2 separate regions of the Homo sapiens genome follow, and region 2 is linked to region 1. The links are chromatin contacts, found by Hi-C or POLR2A ChIA-PET in ENCODE. All regions are on one chromosome and are shown on one strand. The core of a region is the stretch at or near the end of the contact, and the rest is flanking DNA. Distances in the headings are between cores, read along the strand shown.

Region 1 (3,513 bases), core at 38-2,537:
CAGCCAACAGACATATGAAAAAAGGCTCATCATCACTGGTCATTAGAAAAATGCAAATCAAAACCACAATGAGATACCATCTCACACCAGTTAGAATGGCGATCATTAAAAAGTCAGGAAACAACAGATGCTGGAGAGGTTGTGGAAAAATAGAAATGCTTTTACACTCTTGGTGGGAGTGTAAATTAGTTCAACCATTGTGGAAGACAATGTGGCAATTCCTCAAGGATCTAGAACTAGAAATACCATTTGACCCAGCAATCCCATTATGGGGCATATACCCAAAGGATTACAAATCAGTCTATGATAAAGACACATGCACAGGTATGTTTATTGCAGCACTATTCACAACAGCAAAGATGTGGAACCAATCCAAATGTCCATCAGTGATAGACTAGATTGAGAAAATGTGGCACATATACACCATAGAATACTATGCAGCCATAAAAAAGGATGAGTTAATGTCCTTTGCAGGGACATGGATGAAGCTGGAAACCATCATTCTTAGCAAACTATTACAAGATCAGAAAACCAAACACCAAATGTTCTCACTCATAAGTGGGAATTGAACAATAAGAACACATGGACACAGGGAAGGGAACATCACACACTGGGGCCTGTGGGGGATGGGGGGCTAGGGGATAGATAACATTAGGAGAAATACCTAATGCAGGTGACTGGTTGACGGGTGCAGCAAACCACCATGGCACGTGTATACCTATGTAACAAAACTGCATGTTCTGCACATGTAACCCAGAACTTAAAGTATAATACAAAAAAAAGTTGCCATAAACAGATACAGTTCTTGTCCCTTAAGGATCTAGAGTCTTGATTGTCGTCTAAAACAAACATGTATCCTGGCCATGTCAATGTCTTTACCTTTGGGCATCCCAAGATTTACCATCCAAGAGCTATTCCTATTCCAACTGCCAATTGATGACTATTCTGTGTGAAATTTGCCTTACGTGCTATGAGACAAAAAGAAACAGCCAAGTCTTCTGCACTGCTTTAAATAGGTACAACATAGCTGTTCTACTGTAAAACACACACGGTCCAGTCTAAAATAGAGCTCAAGCGTAACCAAAGAAGTCTTTGTTTATATAATACATCTGAAGAGTAGCAAAGAGTCAGATAAAACATCCCTTGCCTACATAGTAGGCAAGGCTGGCTCCCAGGCAAGGCTGGCTAATTCCTGCACTATATTAAGTGCTTTCCCAGGGCGTGCCAAGAGGCACATAGACAGAGTGTGCTTGATTACATTACTTGTTGACTAGGGCTCTGTGGACTCATCAAAGGAAGGAATGCAGCCCAGCACTGTGCCAACACCCCTCACCCTAATCAGGGTTCTCACTGGGTTACAGAGGCCCCTCTTAGTGCCAATGAATACTCTCAGTATGTGGGGGGCTTGTTTTAAGAAATTTAAACCCCAGAAAAGATTAAATATCTACCATCAGTCAGGCACCAGACCAAATAGTTCAAAGAAACTTGTTTTACTTTAGCCTATGCTATTGAGCAGGAATCTTAATCAGACCTCTTCCTATCCTTAAAATGATAGGAAAATGTACATACACGGCTTATTGCTTCAAGGAGAAAGGTCATATCAGGCTTACCGCTGGAATACTCAGGTTCCTGAGAAGGCCAATTTGATAGTAAGACTGGCTGAGAGGTTTCTGAACTGTCACTGCATTCTCAGAGAGACCTGGTAGCCCAGAGAGGTAAAGTGCTAAAGTATCAAAGGACCATTCTACCTAAAGATCTCTGGCTCTCTGCCTTGATCTCTTCCTTGATTTGTGTTGGGGTTAAGAAGCTACATTTCAATTTCCCACGAAGTAGCAAAGCCATCAAGCCAATGCCAGAACTACTGTAACTCCATCCCCCCCACCTGTATCACTACTCCAGATTTGGTCCAAACCTAGGTTTCAAACTTAAAATCTTGTAGCAAGATTTTAATTCAGTTGAGACTGTGGGAGAGAAAGCCTAGGAATTGGGCTTAAGTGTCCTAAGACTCTATGATTCACGGGCAGTGAATCATTATGGGATAGACCCCTAAAGTCTGCTACCCACAAGAGTGTGCTTAATCCTTCATTGAAATAATCCTGACCTTACTGTGGACAGCCACACTAACAAATGGCCTCCTCTTGAACAAGACTGGCCTGGGCTGTGGTTTTGCACACAGGCCCCTTTTTCCCCAGAGCCTGGCTGGTCTAGACGCCAATGGAGAACAAGTCAGAGCTAAGAGGGGCTTCTCCTCCTTACAACTTCTTATTCCTGGACTGTCATGCCTGTATAGAGAGCTGACAGAGATTTGCTAGAGCCAAGAGAAATATGAAAGGTATTTTGATAATCTCAGAAATAAGCCGTATTTAGAATACATGCTATTTCTTGGACAACTCTAAGTTAAACCTCAGAGATAAGCCCATATATGGAATAAGCCCATAAGCTGGCACAGGTGAGGATGATTCTTGCCCTGCTGCCACGATTCTGGAGGAGTTACTTTATTTGAACTCACATAAACAAGGTTTGTTGTTGTTGTTTTGTTATTTATAGGGAAAACTATTTGTTTAAATTCAAGATACTTGGCACATATGTTGGTCAGAAGAAATCAGTGTGCATTTTAAAGAAACCAAACATGCTGCCAATTCCAAAATAAACACTGTTTTCAGAACAATATGATAAACATCCATTCATAACTTTAAAAAATTCTCCCCATAGATCTGATTAAGACAAAAGAACAAGGAGCAAACAAAGAGACATATTTTACAATTCTGTTTCACTTCAGTAGACAAGCAGGGAAAAACAGGAGAGGAGGAGTTCCCCTTGCCTCCATGTAGTAACATTAGTGGTTTCTAGAAGGCACAATCTGAACCACCCAATTACACCAGCTGTGAGTCAAGAGGTTTTGCTTGTTTAGTAATGTTCTCCAAAGTGGAGTTTCCCATACACTGGTCCATGGACCAGTATCAGAATCACCTGGGACACTTGTTAAAAGTAAAACTCAGGATCCTCCCTCATCTCGCTGAATTAGCATCCTCAGAACTGTGTTACGTGGCAGAGTTTTTGATAAATTCCCTAATAAACTATAAGGTAAAGTCAGGATTAGGAACTATTACCCCTGTTTTTTGCAGCACTATTCACAATAGCCAAGCTATGGAATCAACCTAAGTGTCCAACAACAGCTGAATGGATAAAGAAAATGTGATATCTATAGACCATGGAATACTATTAATATTCAGCCATAAAAAGAATGAAATCCTGTCATTCACAGAAAAATAGATGGAACTAGAGGACACTATGTTAAATGAAATAAGCCAGGAACAGAAAGTGAAACACCTCATATTCTCACTCATATGTAGGGGGAATAAAGTTTATCTCATAGAAGTCAAAAGTAGGATAAAGAATACTAGGGCTTGGGAAGGGTAAGGGAAGGAAGGGATAGGGAGAGATTTGTTAAAGGATACAAAATTACAGCTAGATGGGAGGAGGAAGCTCTAGCATGCTCTATCACTGTAGGAT
Region 2 (3,588 bases), core at 781-3,280, 610 kb before region 1:
CGGCCTCCCAAATAGCTGAAATCACAAGTACATACTACTGCATCCAGCTTCATGTATTCATTTTTATGTCCAGAAGAAGAGAGGCCAGGTACAGTGGCTCACAGCTGTAATCCAGCACTTTGGGAGACTGGGGCGAAATAATTGCTTGAGCTTAGGAGTTCAAGACCAGCCTAGACAATGTTAAGACAACATAGTGACACCTTGTCTCTACTAAAAAAGAAGAAAAAAAAATTAGCCAAGTGTGGTGGTGCGTGCCTGTAGTCATATCTACTCAAAAAACTAAGGTGGGAGGATCACTTGAGCCCAGGAATTCAAGGCAGCAGTGAGCTATGATGGCATCACTGCACTCCAGCCTAGGTGACAGAGTGAGGCCTTGTCTCAGTAAAATAAAATAAATGCTTCAGAAACAGTTAAAACACAAAAACAAAAAGAAACAAACAAACAAACAAAAAACAAAGAAGAGAAACCTATTCCCTAACCAGGCTGATTTGGCCTGCTTGGGTTATGTGCATATCCCAAACCTGTAACAGTTGTAATGCACAGATTGCTCTCAACTTAAGATTCATCATGATCAGGAGATGCAGTGGAATCAGGTTTTTTTTAAGCACATGGCTGTGTGGGAGAGGAGTTATTTGTGGGGTAAAGAGGAAATGGGTGTTGGGTAGGCAACCAATATTATGCTCTATTTCCAGATACTAAGACAATTTGCAAATGAAATCACAAGATAGCAACCTTTGAAACAATCAGAAAAGCAAGAAATATTCAAAACTGCAAAGAAGTTGACCACAAATAACAGACCAATAACCTTAACATTCTAGTTCAGAATCAAACTGGTTATGAGAAGCTGCAGACAGCTGGTCAGACCACAGGCCTCTCGGCCCACCAGATAGGTAAAGCCCATGAGTTCTCCCCCATGTTTGCCCCAACTCTCTCATCCCAGTCATCCTAGGCCGCTTGCTAAAAGGCAAACTCTTTTCTGTCATTATTATATTAGCCCCCATCTACTCCATTCTTTTTTTTTTTTTTTGATAAGGAGTCTCACCATGTTGCACTGGCTGGAATGCAGCAGCTCTTTCCAGGCACCATCCTAGTGCACTGTAGCCTCAAACTCGTGGGGTCAAATGATCCTCCTGCCTAAGCCTCCAGAGTAGTCAAGACTACAGGCATCAGCTACCCCATGCCCAGCTTACTCCATTCTTCCTTCTCTTGATTCTTTAATTACAAAGCAATCTTGCTACAGCCTTTATCTCTTTCCCTAATGTGCTTTTCCCCTTTTTCACAATTTAAAGTGTTTAAAGAGGAGCCAGCTTTTGTTCACAGGCGGTGTATGTGTATTAATATGCATGTGTGTGCATGGATGTGAAGATTTTGAAAGGTTTGAAAGTGCTCACCCCCCTCCACAAACCCTACACACCACCCACCCTACTCTGCTTGGCCGTTGATTTGGGTGTACCTGCAGCCCTACCAGCTTGAGTTAACCTAAACCCCATCTCCCTATCAAATCAAAGGAATTACGCAGTAAAGAAAAAAAGATGAAAATAGGGTGAGTGGCTGGGTGCAGTAGCTCACACCTGTAATTCTAGCACTTTGGGAGGGTGAGGCAGAGAATCACCTGAGCCCAGGAGTTTCAGACCAACTTGGGCAACATAGTGAGACCCTGTCTCTAAAAAAAAATTAAAAAATAGAATGAGATTGGAGATGTAAGTCTAGGGCTTCACAGAGGATGTGACACTTTAACTGACGGTATATAATCTAGACAAAACAGTGAGTGTTGAGGGCCTCCATTTAATATAGCTACATCAGTGGGTAAAGGATGAGAGATAAGACTGGACAAAAACATAAGGGCTACCTCTGGTGTTTTAAAGATTCAGGCCAATCTCTATTACTTCTGATTCAATTAGTCTGGGATGGGGTCTGGGCTTAGATATTTTTTAAAAGCTCCCCAGATTATTGCAATATGTAACTGGGTTGAGAACCACTGCTCTCAAGAAACACTGAAGCATTTCAAACAGGGTAATGATGGAGACAGATTTAAGTGAGAGCTCAAAGTGAAACTGCTTAGAATGAGAAGGGAAGCTTTTGAGAAGTGATGTGAGGTTGGAACCAATAGTGTCTGAAACCCTAGAAGAAGAAATAGCTATCAAAGTCAAATTCATTATAAAAGTCAAGACTCAGCCTGAAAAGAGACTATTGCATTTTTCTTATTACATTATTTGCAAGAGTAACTTCATATTACTCAGATCAGAAGGCTTGTGTCACCTGGGTTGAGGGGTGAATAGAAGGTAAAGAAGGGAGGGTATTTGCTTGTGAAGGGATGTCCATTGTAGGAAACATGGAGACTTTTTAAATTGGAACTATAATAATAATTGTAAATATTAATACATAAATATTAATATAATTATAATATAAATATAATTCTAATTGTAATAATGATAATTATATAATAATTGATCATTATTATAATTCCAATATAATTGTGTGCAAGTGATTTGAGATGTTTGTATGTTGAAATAAATTTGTTTTGCTGATGGCATAGATGAAAGTGATTTGCATGTTTTAAATCACAGTAAGCCCAATATGAGTATACCCTGTGACATGATCACTGCTATATTTGTGTCCACTCCCTCCAAAATTTGTATGTTGAAATCTTAATTCCCAAAGTGATGGTATTAGGAGTTAAGGCATTTGGGAAGTGATTAGGTCATGAGGGTGGAGCCCTCAGGAATGAGATTGGTGCCCTTATAAAAGAGGCCCTTGGGAGCTTGGTAACTCCTTTCGCTAAGTGAGAACACAAGAAGGTGCCATCTGTAAGAAAGTGGACCCTAACCAGACACTGAATTATGCCTTAATTTTGGACTTCCCAGTCTCCAGAACTGTAAGAAATAAATTTCTTTTATGTATAAGCCACTCAACTTATGGTATTTTGCTACAGCAGCCCTAACAGACCAAGATAATCCCCAGTGTACATATCTGGTGAGAGCATACTGGCCACTCTTACCACTGTGGTAAGAGTATGCCATTGTTATAACAAGTAGGACACTACTCTTTTCTAGTCCACAATGATCAGATCACCCAGAGAACTGTATTCCCCTTTTGGTGTCAATCTTTAGGAGATTTATAGACAAACTGGGGTCCATTTCGAGGGGAGTGGCCAAAATAGGGAATCGAAACCATGCTGTGTGACACACAGTTGAAGAAAATGAGAATATTTTGCCTGGAGAAAAAAATATTTGAGAGGACATAATGCTTTCTTTATAAATTTGCAGGCTATGATGTGAAAAATGAAGGGAACATTCTATAAATGCCTGGGAGACCATTCGTAGGCTGTCACCACAGCAAAAGTATCCTGGGGGCCTAGAAAAATAGGGAAAGCTTTTTCCAAGTCAGAATAGGAATGACTTACTGGAATAAAGGGCAACAACCTCTTTGAAGGAAGCCAAATTAGATGGTTTAATCAGAAAGGGAAAAGAATGTATGGAACAAGAAAACTAGTGTCCAGTGACCAAAGGAGTAGAGAGTAGATGAAGGCAAATTACCTCTTTTAACCTTAGAAGACGATGCAGTTGCTTCAAGCAACTGAAGTATAAA

The links. A loop is a pair of places that touch in the nucleus more often than their neighbours do. ChIA-PET counts read pairs that join two places held with the same protein, here RNA polymerase II (POLR2A).
Region 2: a map of posterior vena cava shows a loop between it and region 1 (14-fold over the local background). The contact joins two enhancer-like sites. A Hi-C loop is called at or near these places in 1 of 168 maps with a recorded cell type or tissue (posterior vena cava). POLR2A ChIA-PET finds 5 or more read pairs at or near these places in 1 of 52 experiments (A673).

Annotation. Positions count from the first base shown.
Region 1 is chr4:78,119,250-78,122,762 of GRCh38, reverse strand. All of the region lies in intron 2 of FRAS1 (Fraser extracellular matrix complex subunit 1), which reads right to left. Among named protein-coding and RNA genes, the nearest start is that of FRAS1, 64 kb to the right of the region's middle. Within about 2 kb of position 1,287, at least 5 of the 41 ENCODE cell types and tissues checked have a DNase peak (open chromatin) inside an H3K27ac peak, as active enhancers do.
Region 2 is chr4:78,734,361-78,737,948 of GRCh38, reverse strand. LOC101928893 (a long non-coding RNA gene) reads right to left here. Exons shown (of 3, transcript NR_188357.1): 2 at 36-210. Among named protein-coding and RNA genes, the nearest start is that of BMP2K-DT, 40 kb to the left of the region's middle. RefSeq lists an enhancer at 287-406 and a silencer at 1,924-1,983. Within about 2 kb of position 2,030, at least 2 of the 41 ENCODE cell types and tissues checked have a DNase peak (open chromatin) inside an H3K27ac peak, as active enhancers do.